Linked DNA regions of Mus musculus: region 2 is linked to region 1. Evidence: chromatin contacts called from ENCODE Hi-C or POLR2A ChIA-PET data. All regions are on one chromosome and are shown on one strand. Each heading gives the region's core, a stretch centred on a gene start or an enhancer-like site at or near the end of the contact. The rest is flanking DNA. Distances are from core to core; before and after follow the strand shown. Region 1 holds the start of Spry2 (sprouty RTK signaling antagonist 2). Region 2 holds the start of 9330188P03Rik (RIKEN cDNA 9330188P03 gene).

What was found. Hi-C counts contacts between places; a loop is a spot of excess contacts on that map. ChIA-PET counts read pairs that join two places held with the same protein, here RNA polymerase II (POLR2A).
Region 2: a loop to region 1 is called in a map of left cerebral cortex, with 10 times the contacts of the local background. The contact joins the promoter of 9330188P03Rik here to the promoter of Spry2 in region 1. A Hi-C loop is called at or near these places in 6 of 37 maps with a recorded cell type or tissue (Patski and left cerebral cortex). POLR2A ChIA-PET finds 5 or more read pairs at or near these places in 1 of 5 experiments (Patski).

The regions. Positions count from the first base shown.
Region 1 is chr14:105,895,442-105,898,178 of GRCm38, reverse strand. It overlaps Spry2 (sprouty RTK signaling antagonist 2), which reads left to right and starts at 1,360. Exons shown (of 2, transcript NM_011897.3): 1 at 1,360-1,591.
Region 2 is chr14:105,588,207-105,590,943 of GRCm38, reverse strand. It overlaps 9330188P03Rik (RIKEN cDNA 9330188P03 gene), which reads right to left and starts at 1,395. Exons shown (of 3, transcript NR_102319.1): 1 at 1,271-1,395.

The DNA.
Region 1 (2,737 bases), core at 111-2,610:
TTTTGCATCGAGCAAAACAGTACCAAAAAAAAAAAATCTTCAAAAGGCCTCCATCTATAGATAATCCCTCTTAAAAAGGAAATTCTAACAAACTACAAGTCCACACACAATCCAAAGCCAATCCCAGCCAGAGCAGAAGGGACTTGAAACCCGAATCTACATTCCGTTCCTCCCGTACAAGGCTCGGGAGGTGGGGGAGGCGGGCTGTGCTGGTGCCCGGTGTATAATCGGGTTAATCCAGTAGACAAAGAATAAACCAATAGCCCTCCCACCTCACTTCCCGCTCCCCTTTCCCTCCCCCTCCTGTTCCCCCACCCTCTTCGCCCCCTGGGCATCGGTGGGGGAGGGGTGCGGTGGAGCGGGGCGGGGTGGGGGGGAAGACAGGAGAGAAGAGGTAGGATCGAAATGGAGATTCCGAATCGAATCTAAAAAGCTGCGACTCGCTTTTCTCGCTAGCACCGGGCGGCCGGGTTAGTTTGCAACGTTCTTCCTTCTCCCCTCCCGGCGGCGAGGGGGAGAAAGTTCCCCAAGCGAGGCCAGCCTCGGGCTGGTATGGTAGCCTCTGGGTGGGGGCTATGGGGGGGGGGACCCTTTAAGGTCAGTGTTTCCTTGAAACTAGATAAACTGACCCCGCGGCGGCCCGCGCGGCCCCGCGTGACGGCGCCGGGGCTGCAGGAGCGGCTGGGGACGCGCGGGGCGGCGCGGTTGCCCTTTTGAATGCCTCCTGCGGCTCGGAGCGCTGGCGGGCGCTGGAGCGCGAGTGAATGTAGCCCCGCGGAGCCAATGAGCTGGGACCGGATGCGATATATCCTCTGGGACAACAACTGCTCTGTTCCGCCTCGGATCCACATGACGCCATTTACTGCTGCCGCGGCCGCTGCAGAGCTCCCTGCCTCCTCCGGAAAGGCGAGGGCGCAGGCCAGCGGCGCCCTCCCCCCCCGTACCCCCCCCCCCCATCCCCGGCCGGGCCCCAGACCCTCCTCCCCCGCCGCCTCCACCCCCTCCGCACCCCCACCCCCGCCTCGGCTTCGCCGCCGCGCCTCCGCAACGCCCAGTCTGCACGAGCGAGAGCTGCGCGCCGCAGCGCCAGCGGAGGAGAGGGGCCGGCGGAGCGCGCAGCGCCCAGGCCCCCGCGCGCGCCCGGCCCGGCCCTCGGCCCCGCGCCTGCCTCCACTTGGGAGCAGCCCCGGGCCCCCGGGTCTTGGCGAGCTGGCCTTAGGTTCTTTGTAAGGCCGTGCTCGCCTCGCTTTCTCTCATCGACCAGGAAAAAAAGAGACTCGCCAACGTTGCCGCTTCGGCCTCTTGTTCATTGAGAAAAAAAAAAAAAGGAGAGAGAGAAGGGGGGAAAAAGGAAATACTCCGCGTGCGCTTCTGGAAGGGAGGTCATCTATCCCGGAATCCGGGAGGGTTCCAACGGTGGAGGACTGGGTTCCAAAATTTCCCCGTGGTTTTAATCCACCGATTGCTTGGAAGTTGGACTGAAGCAGAGTTTGGAAAGAAGGAAAAAGTTTGCATCAGGACTGGATTTATTTGCACATCGCTGGAAGAAGAGGATTCAAGGGAGAGGGGTTGGTGCAAAGCCGCGATCACGGTGAGGAGCGTTTGGCTTTTCCCCTTCTGGAACCATAGCCGGCCGGGAGTGGGGTCCGGGTTCCTCTCTCCACTAAACCAGCTTGCTTCTCGGGAGCATTAGGGAACTACCCCGCGGATCTCCTTCGCCTAGAACAGGGGTTCGGCCATGGCCGGGCTACAGGGTACGCCTATGCAGTATCCCCCGTCCCACGACAGCTCACTCGTAAGGGGTTTGGGGCGGAGGACCGCTTCACTGCGTTCTACTCCTATCCCTGCATTGGCGACGATTCAGTCGCCGAGAGCTTTAAGGGAGGGAAAACACAAAGTGTTTTCTAGGTCGCTGTTGCAGGCTCTGGCATTGCTAACCTGTTCCTCCATTCGTTTGAAGGCTAAGTTGTAGAAGAGCCATCCTGAGGCGGAGGCGCCTGTGGGGCTGCGGTACTGGGCTTCTCACCTCTCCACCTCACCGGGCCAGGAGACCCGGCAGGCGAGCGGAGGCGAGAGTGCCAGGCGGAGGGAGTCCCCGCCTCTGCCGGGTGTGGACAGTCTAGCCCGGTGCGGGTGGGAGCGTCGCCCAGCCTGGCGCCGCGTCTCTGCGGTTCGGAAGTGCAGCTTTCTCTTTTTTTCCGTTCTTCGTGGTCGGCCTAGGTCACGCTTTTTTTTTTTTTTTTAATATATTTGGACACTGAGGCTGACTTAGCACAGGAAGAGATATCAAGTGGTCGCGATCGTTTTCCATTACCTGAAAGTAGGTGGCAAAATAAAAAAGGCTAGTTTTTTCCCCCCTTCCCTCTTTTGTGTTACTGTTTTTAAGATTTGGAGTCTTAACGCCTTTTTTACAAAGGGGTTTCTGTGTCGGTTTGCCCCACCCTAGTGCTGAAGTCCTTTCCCCCTAATCCTTAGTCTGATCACACACTGTTCTTAATGGGGGTTTCAAAGCACTCAAAGGGGGAGGGAGAGGAACTGGGAGAGCGCAGAAGGGGGGGGGGCTGCATTGGAGGCGGCCAGGGATCTGTAGAAATCAACTTTTTTTTTTCTTCCAAAAGATGCTACTTTGCACAGCAAGCAGGTCCTCACGGAAAAGTTTCCGATCCCCGGGGCTCATAGTTGTGTATGCCTGGCGGGTGCAGTGGGGCTCTGGATGAAGCTATTTTTCTTTCGTTTT
Region 2 (2,737 bases), core at 146-2,645, 310 kb after region 1:
ACGTAAACACAAAAAAACAATATCCAGGTTAGATATTTTGAATTGATGTCTCCACTAATGTTTTAAAACTATACACCAGTAATTTTAAAATCTGTATTTTCTAAAAATTATACTCTATGAGGAAAGTTCAGCCCCACCCTACGGGCCAAAAGGGTGGCTTAGCGGGTAAGAGCACAGAGCACCCAGGTTGGATTCCCAGCTCACACATGGTGGCTCACAACCATCTGCAACTCCAGTTCCAGGGATGCTGACAATCCCTTCTGACTCCTTGGGCAGAGACACATGGAGCACACACGGAACACACATACACATGGAGCACACACATTCATGCAGAAAAAAAAAACACTCATACATGTTAAATAAGTAAATCTGGTTGGTTGGTTTTTAGAAAGACTGGTTTGCTGTGTCTATCTTGATCAAGAAGCAAGATGCCTGCTTCAGATAGTGTGCTACACACCAAGTCAAATGGGACGACTTAAAGTCCTTTTACAGTCTCTGAGTATCACCCTGTAGCTTTCAACCTGACAGACCCCAAATTCTGAGCTCACAGGAAACATCCAACACAGAAGTTCCATTTTCCAGCTCATGGTAGAGTCTTTCTCAACTGAAAGTCCTCTTCTCCTTCCTAGTGCTGTGCAGTGTAATGGTTTGGTAGCTCATTGCTTCTAAGAATCTTTCACCTTTTCCCACTGGTATCCTCTTGCCTTGCCAATCATCCTGAGACAGGCACATGTGGTCCTCTCTTCTGACAAACAACATGGCTGCCCTGGCTCCCCTCTGGTACCTTCTTGTTTCATCCAAGACCAGGCTGAACGTTTTCTCCCAAGCTGAAAGCCCCGGGCCACATAAGGGCAAAGCAGCCACATCAGAGCTGCTCCTGGTACCAAGGAAAATTATTTGCCCCAAGAGGCAAACACAGCCCAGGCAGTGTCCAGGGTATCAATCCCTCTCTTCTCTGTTATAAAAGGTCCTATTGTAGAGACACAAATCATTCAGAGATGGCATAGACAATGTCTAATCAGTTAATAGCCACTGCGCAGCCGCTGGGGACTGGCCCCAAACTAGATGCCGCCTGTAACCTATTCACTGGAAGAAAGCAGGACAGAACACAACTCGCACAGATTTATATTCATTTCTCCTTTTAGCTCAGGACACCCGGGCAAGCCTGAATCCTTTGAACAACAGTAGACAAAGGCAGCCGTAATAGAGATGAGAATACTTTTTATCTCCGGGCAGCAAGGTGGCAGATAAGTCCCAGTGGGTTACTCACACTGGTCGAAGTTGCGTCCCTGCTTCTGTCATGAATCACCGCTTTATGGAGTTTACGGAATCTCTGAGATTCTCCTTCCTTGTTTGTGAAACAAAAATGACGACGATCTACATCACAAGTCCTGTAAAGCACTGCAGCCTGCGGAAGTGCCGGATACTTTATGAGGCGTGCTGATGACACTCGGCCGTATTTGCTCTCCCCACGCCCCGTGTCTAAAATTAGAAGCCCTCGTCAAAAGTCTCTTGCGTACAGTATCCTGTTTAGCCCTCGCCCAAATCCCACCCACGTACACTTGAACTCGTGAACAGCACGTCAGGCCTTTGGGTTTGCTTTCTGAAACATAATTGAGAAAATCCTCTCGGTTTCTTGAATTTAGCTCTCCTCCCTGGCAAGCGTTACAAAAAATACCTGAAGCTGTGAAAGGGTTAATTTTATTCCCGTGTTCCAGATGTCTTCAGCACCTTGACTTTGGTAATATATTAAGAACAGTAAGTCTTTCTAATGAAAGTGAAAGGTATGCATTGTGTTGAACTGGGCCACTTTCCCCTGAAGCAACGCTGCTTCTTGGGACAGCATCCCGCCATGTTCTACAGGGTGAGATATGGCTGTGCTCAGGTTTACCCTGTGCTGGCACATTTTCAAGCAACTGAAATTGGTATCCAAGCAGTTAAAACTACATCAGCAGTAATAGCTATGAGCTCATCTTGTATAAAGACATTTTTAGTTAAACACCACAATCTTGGGGTGGGGGGCGGCGAGTTAGTGTGCTTAACCAGGCTGGCTTGGAATAGCTCACAATATGACGCATACCACAGGAAATCGAGTGGTATGAGGCACCTACAAAATATTTTTCAAACAAGTCATTGACGCTGTAAGGCCCATGCCTCAGCTTTAGGAAGTCACTTATTAAGAATCAACACCAGCCGTGCCAAGCTAAGCTTCTGCTCTTGGTGATTTTCCAATTGAATATTCAGGGCCCTGTCTCAGTCTTGTTTTCGGGGAAGTACATGCCTGGAATGTTAGCAAGCTATTTGCTGGAAAAAATGCCCACAACAGACCCAATGTTGATCACATTAATGCGTTTGAGTGGGTATAGAGTACAAATGATTGAAAACGCTTCCAGATCCCCGTTACCGGGGACAAAGCAGCCTCTGTTCTCTGATCCGATGGTCATTTTTTTTCCAGCAGAGGATGTGGTGCAGGAAGAGGGAAGAGTGCCAATCTCTGTCTAATGGTTCCAAATAGGGCCTGGGCCTAGCTCTTTGGATGCCATCGATGAGTGGGAAATGAAACGCAGATGGGTCAGATGGGTAAGGAGAGGGGATTACAGGTCAGGCCAAAGAGTTGGAATAAATTAAGTGCTTATGAGGTACAGAATGGTACATTGTTTAAGTGAATGGACAGGGGAAAAACATTCTGGCATTGTTTGGACCAGTGAGGGAACGCAACCTTCCCCCTCCCAGACCC